2 separate regions of the Homo sapiens genome follow, and region 1 is linked to region 2. A link is an interaction called in ENCODE POLR2A ChIA-PET data of the cell type or tissue named here. Cell type or tissue: Caco-2. All regions are shown on one strand. Links, peaks and the distances in the headings refer to the core of each region. The heading gives the core; the rest is flanking DNA.

The links. Peaks named below come from ENCODE experiments on the same cell type or tissue, not always from the same donor. Only the 100,000 strongest peaks of a DNase experiment are listed, where the experiment ranks them.
Region 1: POLR2A ChIA-PET joins it to region 2 with 10 read pairs; 7 of 35 experiments call an interaction of 5 or more read pairs at or near these places.

The regions. Positions count from the first base shown.
Region 1 is chr17:2,345,616-2,350,988 of GRCh38, reverse strand. The region is part of intron 2 of SGSM2 (small G protein signaling modulator 2); the gene reads right to left. Among named protein-coding and RNA genes, the nearest start is that of SGSM2, 11 kb to the right of the region's middle. RefSeq lists an enhancer at 2,346-3,283. In Caco-2, for the core only: no CTCF peak of the experiment used is centred there; DNase peaks (open chromatin) are centred at 3,058 and 4,374.
Region 2 is chr17:2,516,767-2,522,139 of GRCh38, reverse strand. No RefSeq gene overlaps it. Among named protein-coding and RNA genes, the nearest start is that of METTL16, 7.6 kb to the right of the region's middle. In Caco-2, for the core only: no CTCF peak of the experiment used is centred there; no DNase peak of the experiment used is centred there.

The DNA.
Region 1 (5,373 bases), core at 316-5,315, 170 kb after region 2:
GAGCCACCACGCCCAGCCCACGGGCTCCTCTCCTTACTGGCTGTTTGACTTTGGTCAAGTCACTAAACCTCTCTGAGCTTCTGATGTAATTAGGGAGAAAATCAGGGTCTACCTCAATGGATGCTGGGTGATGAAAAGTAACAGCATATCCCAAGGTGTGAAAGGCTTCTCGGCCCCTGCCTACCACACCGAAGGGGACTGATGAATGCAGGTGCCTTCCCTCCCTGCACCTCATGCCCAGTCCCTGCCTTCCTCTCGTTCCTAGGGATGGTCTAGTTGGACTTGTCTCTGAGGTCACCTTCCACCGGCACGCTGGAGGCTGGAGTGCTGCCCCTGCACCATTTCTTATGTCTTGTTTTTTTGTTTTTTTTGAGACAGAGTCTCACTCTGTCGCCCAGGCTGGAGTACAGTGGTGCAGTGGTACGGTCTCGGCTCACTGCAACCTCCACCACCTGGGTTCAAGCGATTCTCCTGCCTCAGCCTCCCCAGCAGTTGGAATTATAGACGTGCGCCACCACACCCGGCACATTTTTGTATTTTTTGTAGAGACAGGGTTTCACTATATTGGCCAGGCTGGTCTAGAACTCCTGACCTCAGGTGATCCACCTGCCTTGGCCTCTCAAAGTGCTGCGATTACAGGTGTGAGCCACCGCACCCCACCTCCCTTGCACCTTTTCAAAGACGCTCCTCCAGCAAACTTCTCTTCTCTTTTTTATGCCTGCAATTTTTCCCTATTAGATACTTCCCATGTGAATATAAACATTCTAGGCCAAATGCAGTGGCTCACACCTGTAATCCCAGCACTTTGGGAGACCGAGGCAGGTGGATCACCTGAGGTCAGGAGTTTGAGACCAGTCTGGGCATCATGGTGAAATCCCATCTCTACTAAAATACAAAAATTAGGCCAGGCGTGGTGGCTTACGCCTGTAATCCCAGCACTTTGGGAGGCCGAGGTGGGCGGATCACGAGGTCAGGAGATTGAGACCATCCTGGCTAACACGGTGAAACCCCATGTCTACTAAAAATACAAAAAATTAGCCGAGCGTGGTGGTGGGCGCCTGTAGTCCCAGCTACTTGGGAGGCTGAGGCAGGAGAATGGTGTGAACCCGGGAGGCGGAGCTTGCAGTGAGCCAAGACCGCTCCATTGCACTCCAGCCTGGGCGACAGAGGGAGACTCCATCTCAAAAAAAAAAAACAAAACATTTCACTAGGGAAAATTCCAACCATATACAGAAGGAAAAGGGGACAGTATAACAGCTGCCCATGTACTCATTACCCAGCTTCAACAATGATCAAGTCACGACCATCTTGCTTCAGCTCCTCCGCCTGCAACCATTGTTTCCTACCACTGGATTATTCTGAAGCAAATTTTAGACATCATATATATTTATCTCTGAAAGAGGACTCTTAAAAACATGCACTTATACCTCTATTACACTGACAAAATTGGTAACAATTCCTTTATATTATCAAATTTCCTTATTGAGTTCCTGATGTTCAAATTTCTGATTCTCCAGATGCTCCAAACTTCCAGAAACACAGATTCCCAGATGGAATCCTGGGGAAGGCTCGAGGAGGCTTTATAGGAAAGGTTGTAAGGTCACTTTTTTTTTTTAGACCAAGTCTCGCTCTGTCGCCCAGGCTGGAGTGCAGCAGCACAATCTCGCTCACTGAAACCTCCATCTCTCAGGTTCAAGTGATTCTCCTGCCTCAGCCTCCCAAAGAGCTGGGATTACAGGCGTGCACCATGATGCCCAGCTAATTTTTGTATTTTTAGTACAGATGGGGCTTCGCCATTTTGGCCAGGCTGGTCTCGAACTCCTGACCTCAGGTGATCCACCCAGCTGAGCCTCCCAAAGTGCTGGGATTGCAGGCGTGAGCCACTGTGCCCGGCCTATGCTCCCTTTCAAAAACAAAGCAGATGTGGGGTGGGGTGGTGGCTCATGCCTGTAATCCCAGCACTTTGGGAGGCCGAGGCGGGTAGATCACTTGAGGTCAGGAGTTTGAGACCAGCCTGGGCAACATGGCGAAACCCCGTCTCTACAAAAATACAAAAAAGTAGCCGAGTGTGGTGGCGCGTAGACCTGTAGACCCAGCTACTCAGGAGGCTGAAGTGAGAGGATCGCCTGAACCCAGAAGGTCGAGGCTGAGTGAGCTATGATCACACCACTGCACTCCAGCGGGGAGACAGAGTGAGACTCCATCTCAAACAAAACGAAACAAAACAAAATAAAAACCAAAGTAGAATGCGATTGAGCACCTTCTGCATACTCAGATCCATGCTGTGTGTGTTGCCTGCATTGCTCTTCTGTTCCTTACATCTGCCTTCTGGGGTAGGCTCAGAGATGAGTAAGCACGGCTACACACTTCGTGGCACAGCCAGGATGTGAACCCAGGTCTGTGTGACCCCAAAGTCCCAGCTATGAACATCCCCATATGCCCTCCGCAATGCCCCAAGATAGAGTGAGGGGAGTCAGCTCCTTCAGAGCTCCCTCCTTCCTCTTAGATCATTTCTAGATGGAAGGCACGAGTTAGATAGCAAGAGAATGAGCTATTCATTCCCTGTGGGTGGGAAGGAGGAGGAACCCGCTCCTCCTTTTTGTGGCGATGGGGTCTTTTTTGCTCAGGCTGGTCTCGAACTCCTGCAAGGGATCCTCCCACCTCAGCCTCCAGGAATCCCTTTTACTGAAAAGAGACAGGCTGAAGACTGCCTGGAGTCCAAATCTCAGAATGTGCTGAAATATCGCTGGCTGCAATATCCCAGGGGAGAGGCAAGCCTTCCCTAGCACCGGCTTCTCTCCCAGCTTATTAGCATCTCCTTGCCATTCCCTGAAGGAGCTCACTGCAGGGCAGACCTTCCTGGCTAATGAAAGCTGCCTAGCAACAGGGAGCTGGTTAATAAAGCCTGATGTTATTCCCGGCTCCACAGATTCCACCCTTCTCGAATTACAGCTCATCCTCAGTCTGAAGCAACCCTCATGTTGACCCACTTGCACACAGCAGGGCAGGGAATCTGGTGACTGAGGAGGCAGGCTGGTGTCTGCCCCAATCCCTGGGGGGTGGGGAGGCTGAGGTCCTGGGAGATATGATTGGCCTGAGAACCTGCTCTGCCTGGCCAGAAGCCTCTCTGTGAGCCTCTGAAACCTGCTCTACCAGCCAAAGGTTAAAATGCAAACTCAGTGCCCAATCGGAATAGGGTAAATAAAACACTATGGACCTCGGGCGGTGGTATGCACCTGTAATCCCAGTTACTTGGGATGCCAAGGCAGGAGCATACCTGGAGCCCACGAGTTTGAGACCAATCTTGGCAACATAGCAAGACCTCATCTGGAAAAAAAAAAAAAGAAAAAACAAAAGCACCTTCCCCTCCAGGGGAGGGGGCGACAGGAGATACCAGCCTATACTTTAATTCAACAGTAAGTCTTTATATTAAAATGAAAAAAAATCCAAAAACCATATGATAGAGAAAAATGTAAACTTGATGTGATGTTTTAAGATAAAAAGGATAAAAGGATATATCAAAGACCTCTCCCCAACAGTGGTAGTTTTTGGATTTTGTTTAAAAAAAAAAAAAAAAAATGAGGCCGGGTGTGATGGTTCACACCTGTAATCCCAGCACTTTGGGAGGCCAAGGTGGGCAGATCACCTGAGGTCAGGAGTTCGAGACCAGCCTGGCCAACATGGTGAAACCCCTGTCTCTACTAAAAATACAAAAATTAGCTAGGTGTGGTGGCAGGCACCTGTAATCCCAGCTACTCAGGAGGCTGAGGCAGGAGAATTGCTTGAACCTGAGAGGCGGAGGTTGCAGTGAGCTGAGATAGCACCACAGAACTCCAGCCTGGGCAGCAGAGTGAGACTCCGTCTCTAAATAAATAAATAAATAAACAAACAAACGAGACAGGGTCTCTCTCTCTCTCTGTTGCCCAAGCTGGAGGGCAGTGGTGCAATCATAGCTCACTGCAGCCTCAACCTCCCGGGCTCAAGTGATCCTCCTACCTCAGCCTCTGGAGTAGCTGGGACTACAGGCGTGCACCACCATGCCCAGCGAGTTATTTATTTTTTTGTAGAGACTGCATCCTGTAATATTGCCCAGGCTGGTCTCAAGCTTCTGGTCTCAAGGGATCCTCCCGCCTCAGCCTCCCAGAGCACTGGGATTGCAGGTGTGAGTCACCATGCCTGGCCCCATAGTGGTAGTTTTGAGTCCATTCTCCTAGCGCCACCCTCCACTGGCACGGAGGTGGCAGTTACATAGGTTCTGATCCTCGGGCCTGGGAACAGCACACAGAGAACCCCACCCACCCCCCTGCTGCCGCCAGACTGGTTTGCCAGCGAAAACTTCCACACAAGGAAAGTTTCTACTCGCAGGGGCCTACTGCATGTCCAGCTTCTGGACAGACAGGTTTAGGAACAACCACAGCAAACACTCAACAAAGCAATTTTCTAGCCAGTCCTAGGAGTCTTGCCCCTCCCGTTGGGTAACAGGAATGGGGATCTGGCTGCAAACTTTCCTGGGTTTGCCCATGGTCAGGTCTTGACACAGTGATTCTTCAGGAAGGCTCTCCAGGAAGGCTCTGTGTTTTCTGTTTAAATGTCTGCATTCTAAGAAGCTCAGAGAAGCTTGTATTGCCTAGGCCTGGCTCTCCTCAGTCACCCCCAACCCTCCTCTGCCAAGAACCATGGGTCGGTGTGGAGTTGAGGGGCCCAGTACACAAGGGTCCCTTGAAACTAGGGACCGTGGTGTCGCTAGGCTGGTAATCCAGTCTCCACAGACTTCACTCTGCTCTTGACCTCTCAGCACGTTCTCTATACTCCCATTTCTCCCACAACAAAGCTGAATTCGGACGTGGCTAGGACAGTAGCAAGGCACAGTTTAAGTCTGGATCAACTTCAGACTAAAAATGCATTTCAGAGCATTTTTCCAGGGACTGAGGGAGACTGGCACATCAGAATCTCCAAAAAGGCAGAGAGGGGTGGTGTTTTTGATCCATACCTTGCTAGTCTTCCCTCCCCGTCCCCCGCAAGAGTCTCTCGTGATTCCACCATGCAATGCAAGGAAGCTGCTTTGCAGGCAGAGGAAAAAGGTTGATAATCAATGCTTTCAACGAGCCTCAGTTTCAGCCCAAATTGGGATTTAGCTCACCACTGAGCACCAATTTTGACAAAGCATAAGGATTTCTCTGTCTGTAGGCCCTGAGATACCCTGGCCTGACTTAGCCCGATACTGTTGGAACCTCTCCTGCTCCTGTTCTCCGTGACTGTACCGAACCCAAAACAGAGGCTGCACACTGGCAGAGGCTGGCAGATGTCTTTTGTGTGGCCCACACAATTTTTTTTTAAATGGGAATTAGCTGTCAGTATTTAAAAAGTAGGAAT
Region 2 (5,373 bases), core at 55-5,054:
GGAGGCCGAGGTGGGCAGATCACCTGAGGTCGGGAGTTTGAGAGCAGCCTGACCAACATGGCGAAACCTCATCTCTACTAAAAATAGAAAAATTAGCCAGGTATGGTGGCATATGCCTGTAATCCCAGCCACTTGGGAGGCCAAGGCAGGAAAATCGCTTGAACCTGGGAGGTTGCGGTTGCGGTGAGCCAAGATTGCACCATTGCACTCCAGCCTGGGCAACAAGAGTGAAACTCTGCCTCAAAAAAAAAAAAAAAAAAAGCAGATTCCCAGCTGGGCACGGGGGCTCACACCTGTAATCCTAGCACTTTGGGAGGCCGAGGTGGGCAGATCACGAGGTCAGGAGTTCTAGACCAGCCTGGCCAATATGGTGAAACCCCATCTCTACTAAAAATACAAAAATTAGCTGGGCATGGTGGCTTATGCCTGTAGTCCCAGCTGCTTGGGAGCCTGAGGCAGGAGAATCGCTTGAACCCGGGAGGCAGAGCTTGCAGTGAGCAGAGATCACAGCACTGCACTCCAGCCTGGGCAACAGAGTAAGACTGTCTCAAAAAAAAAAAAAAAAAAAAAAAAGCGTATTCTCAGACCTTGCCCCAGACTGAACCTGATTCTCTGGAGTGCGACTTAGGAACCTGCTGTTTAATTAGCTCCCCAAGTGATCTTCACATTGAGATTTGAGGGCTACTGCTCTAAGCACTGCCATCAAGGAGGTCAGGCCAAGGTCATCTCTAAGCAGCTTCAGACACTCTCCTCCGTAAGGGACAAGTTGAATCCCATTTTCCCCTGATGCTTCCCTTACTTCCGCTGACCCCTTAAATTGTAGGATCCGCAGGTACAAGATGTGTATCCCAGCATTGTTTATAGTAGAAAGAAACTAAAAACAGCTGCTTGCTAGTAGAAGCCTGGTAAAATATGTAATGGCTCATCTTTCCAGTGGAATGCTGTGCAGCTATTAGAAGTGGCTTGATGTCCGGGCGCGGTGGCTCACGCCTGTAATCCCACCGCTTTGGGACGCCAAGGTGGGTGGATCACTTGAGTCCAGGAGTTTGAGACCAGCCTGGGCAACATGGTGAAACCCCGTCTCTACAAAACATATAAAAATTAGCAGGGTGTGATGGTGGGTGCCTGTAGTCCCAGCTACCTGGGAGCCTGAGGTGGGAGAATGGCTTGAGCCCAGGGAAGTCGAAGTTGCAGAAAGGCAGAGGTTGCAGTGAGCCAAGATTGCGCCACTGCACTCCAACCTGGACAACGGAGCCAGACCCTGTCTCAAGAGATAAATAAAACACGGGCCGGGCGCGGTGGCTCACCCCTGTAATCCCAGCACTTTGGGAGGCGGAGGTGGGCGGATCACGAGGTCAGGAGAACAACACTACGGTGAAACCCCGTCTCTACTAAAAGTACAAAAAATTAGCCGGGTGCAGTGGCGAGCACTTGCAGTCCCAGCTACTGGGGAGGCTGAGGCAGGAGAACAGTGTGAACCCGGGAGGCGGAGCTTGCAGTGAGCCGAGATCGTGCCACTGCACTCTGGCCTGGGCGACAGAGTGAGACTGTTTCAAAAATAAATAAATAAATAAATAAATAAATAAATAAATAAATAAATAAAACAGTGTTTCAACCAGAGGTTCACAGACAACCTGTGGGGATTTTTTTTTTTGGCGGAGTTTTGCTTTTGTTGCCCAGGCTAGAGTGCAGTGGCGCGATGTCGGGGCTCACCGCAACCTCCGCCTCCCGGGTTCAAGCGAGTCTCCTGCCTCAGCCTCCCCAGTAGCTGGGATTACAGGCATGTGCCACCACACCAGGCTAATTTTGTATTTTTAGTAGAGATGGGGTTTTCTCCATTTTGGTCAGGCTGGTCTCGAACTCCTGGCCTCAGGTGACCCACCCGCCTAAGCTTCCCAAAGTGCTGGGATTACAGGCGTGAGCCACTGCGCCTGGCTAGCATTTGGATTTTTTAAAAAGGTCTTCCAAGATTCTGACGTGAACTCCTAGTTGAGACCTGTTGCTGTAATACAGAACTGTTGTTGATTGTGGGCCAATAAAAGAAACGCAAATAACTATTCAGAGGGCAAATTTGAGTGAGTACCCTAAGAAAGTGACGAAACAAATGCTATGGGGCTTCAACGGAGCTAGAGGTTACATCTGGATGGAAGAATGAAGAAGGCTTTATGGGTTAAGTGGCAATTTGTAATGAGACATGAAAGTATATGTAGGCTGTGGGACAGTAGAAATTGTGGGAAGGAGGCTGGACATGGTGGCTCACACCTGTAATTCCAGCACTTTGGGGGTCCAAGGTGGGCAGATCACTTCAGGTCAGGAATTTGAGCCTGTTCAACATGGTGAAACCCCATCTCTTTAAAAAAAAAAAAAAGCCGGGCAGGGAGGCGGGCACCTGTAATCCCAGCTAGCTACTCAGGAGGCTGAAGCAGGAGAATCACTTGAGCCTGGGAGGCAGAGGTTGCAGTGAGTTGAGATTGCACTGCTACATTCCAGCCTGGGCCACAGAGGAGACTCTGTCTCATTAAAAAAAAAAAAAAAAAGGAAACTGGGAAGAAGAGGAGGAGGATATATATATATATATATTTTTTTTTTTTTTTTTTTTTTTTTTGAGACAGAGTCTCACTCTGTTTCCCAGGCTGGAGTACAGTGGCACAGTGGCATGATCTCGGCTCACTGCAACCTCTGCCTCCTGGGTTCAAGTGATTCTCCTGCCTCAGCCTCCCGAGTAGCTGGGATTACAGGCGTGCACCACCACGCCCAGCTAATTTTTTGTATTTTTAGTAGAGACGGGATTTCACCATATTAGCCAGGGTGGTCTCCATCTCCTGACCTCATGATCTGCCTGCCTCGGCCTCCCAAAGTGCTGGGATTACAGGCATGAGCCACCGTGCCCGGCCAGGAAACTGTGGGAAGAAGAGGAGGAGGATGTTTCAGAAAGAGAGACTAGTTTGGGTGAAGAGAGATGCAGAAAAGAACACAGAATATGTTCAGAGACCAGATCATAGTGAATTTGGCTGGAAGGTAGTTAAACGCCGAAGGAAAAGGTAGATTGGAACTGCTGTGAATGGTCTTGTATTCTAGGATGAAGTCTTATTAAATATGAGTAGGAGAGTCAATATTGAAGAAATGCCAATCCTCTCAAAATTCATCTATCTATATAAAATGTAATAACAATAAAAAAATCCCAAAAGGATTTTTGTAGAAAACTTAATAAAATGGTTCTGGAGTTTATTGCATGGACATGTGAGTCAGGCAAATTCTGAAAAACAAGATTAACATAGGGGCCTTATGTTATATTATACTGCATAGTAATAGAAAGCTACACTAATTAAAACAAATGTGTACATGTATAGAAATAAGCTGACAGATCAATGAAACAAGTCTAGAAATAAACTCAAGCATATGTGGGAAGTACATGAATTACCAACAGGACGATTCAAATCGATGTGTTAAAAATGGTATTCACGCGGGCCGGCCGCAGTGGCTCATGCCTGTAATCCCAGCACTTTGGGAGGCCAAGGCAGGCAGGCGGATCACCTGAGGTCAGGAGAGCACTCTGGCCAACATGGTAAAAACCCGTGTCTACTAAAAATACAAAAATCAGCCAGGTGTGGTGGCTACTCAGAGGACTGAGATAGGAGAATTGCTTGAACCCAGGAGGCGGAGGTTGCCGTGAGCTGAGATCATGCCACTGCTCTCCAGCCTGGGTGACAGAGTGAGACTCCATCTCAAAAAAAAAAAAAAGGTATTCATGCTGGGTGTGGTGGCTCACATCTGTAATCCCAGCATTTTGGGAGGCCCAGCTGGAAGGAAGGATCGCTCTAGGCCAAGAGTTCAAGACTAGCCTGGGCAACATAGCAAGACTCTGTCTCTAAAAAAAAAAAAAAAAAAAAAAATTTTTTTTTTTTAATTCGCTGGATGTGATGGTGTGCACCTGTAGTCGTAGCTACTTAAGAGGCTGACATGGAGGCCAGGTGCGGTGGCTCACGCCTGTAATCCCAGCACTTTGGGAGGCCCAGGCAGGCGGATCACAAGGTCAGGAGATCAAGACCATCCCAGCTAACACGGTGAAACCCCGTCTCTACTAAAAATACAAAAAATTAGGCAGGTGTGATGGTAGGCGAGATCCTGCCTTCAGTTTTGGGGGCTATATACCTAGAAGTGGAATTGCCAGATCACAGGGTAATCCTATTTTTAATTTTTTGAGGAATTGCTCATTTTAGAGTATAATCCCTATTCGTCTACATTTTGATTCTGTTTTGTCTGTCTGTGGTGCTTGTGGATGAGGTGTGTGTAGTGAACACCATCACTCTTCAGCAGTATTTTGAGCACATGGAGGGACTGCAGGCCTGCCCTCTTCCCCACCCCAAGTTAGGTGGGGACATCTGAGTTGATTTGGTTGTCAATGATGCGTCTCACTTCCGAGTGGAAGCTCTGAAAAGCCATCCTCTCTCTCTCCTTTTTGCAGGGGTCCTGGAAGCCCATGTTGACATGGTGGTGCCGCAGACTGTGGCTATGTGGATCATAGAATCGTCACATGGAGGATGGCTGTCCTGAGCAGCTGCTGAGGCCACAGGAGGCTTTGCTTCCCCTCCAAACTGTCTTTTCCTGCATAAGTGTCAGGCTGTGTGTGTGTGTGTGGTTTTTTTTTTTTTTTTTTGACAAATTTGATTTTCTCTTCTTTTTCTTATTTTAAATCATTTTTTTTTAAATCATACAAATGATGTATGAATCCATTATCATTGTAAGACATTCAAATGATATAGACAAAATTAAAGACTCTCATGTCCCACTTCTAACATTCCAACTCAGTTTTCCTGAGGTTTCCCTAAGGTAACGCTGTTCTCAGTCTGGGTTTTTCCTTTCAGATCTTTTTCTACGGCTACTTTTATGCTTTATATTTTCATATTGAAATGTGTTCTGGTTTTACTTTATATAAACAATATCAAACTGAACCTACTGTTTCACAATTTCCTTTTACCTTATTCCATATCTTGGAAATTTTCTGTGTCAGTAGATATAGATTTCCTTTTTTTTTTTTTTTTTTTGAGACAGGGTCCCGCTTTGTCACCCAGGTTGGAATGCAGTGGCATGAACATGGCTCACTGTGGCCTCGACCTCTTCGGCTCAAGCAATCCTCCTGCCTCAGCCCCTCAAGTAGCTGGGACTATAGGCACACACCACCACACCCGGCTAATTTTTGTATTTTTTGTAGAAATGGGGTTTTGTCATGTTGGCTTCCCACACCACCACACCCGGCTAATTTTTTTATTTTTTGTAGAAATGGGGTTTTGCCATGTTGGCTTCCCACACCACCACACCCGGCTAATTTTTGTATTTTTTGTAGAAATGGGGTTTTGCCATGTTGGCTTCCTA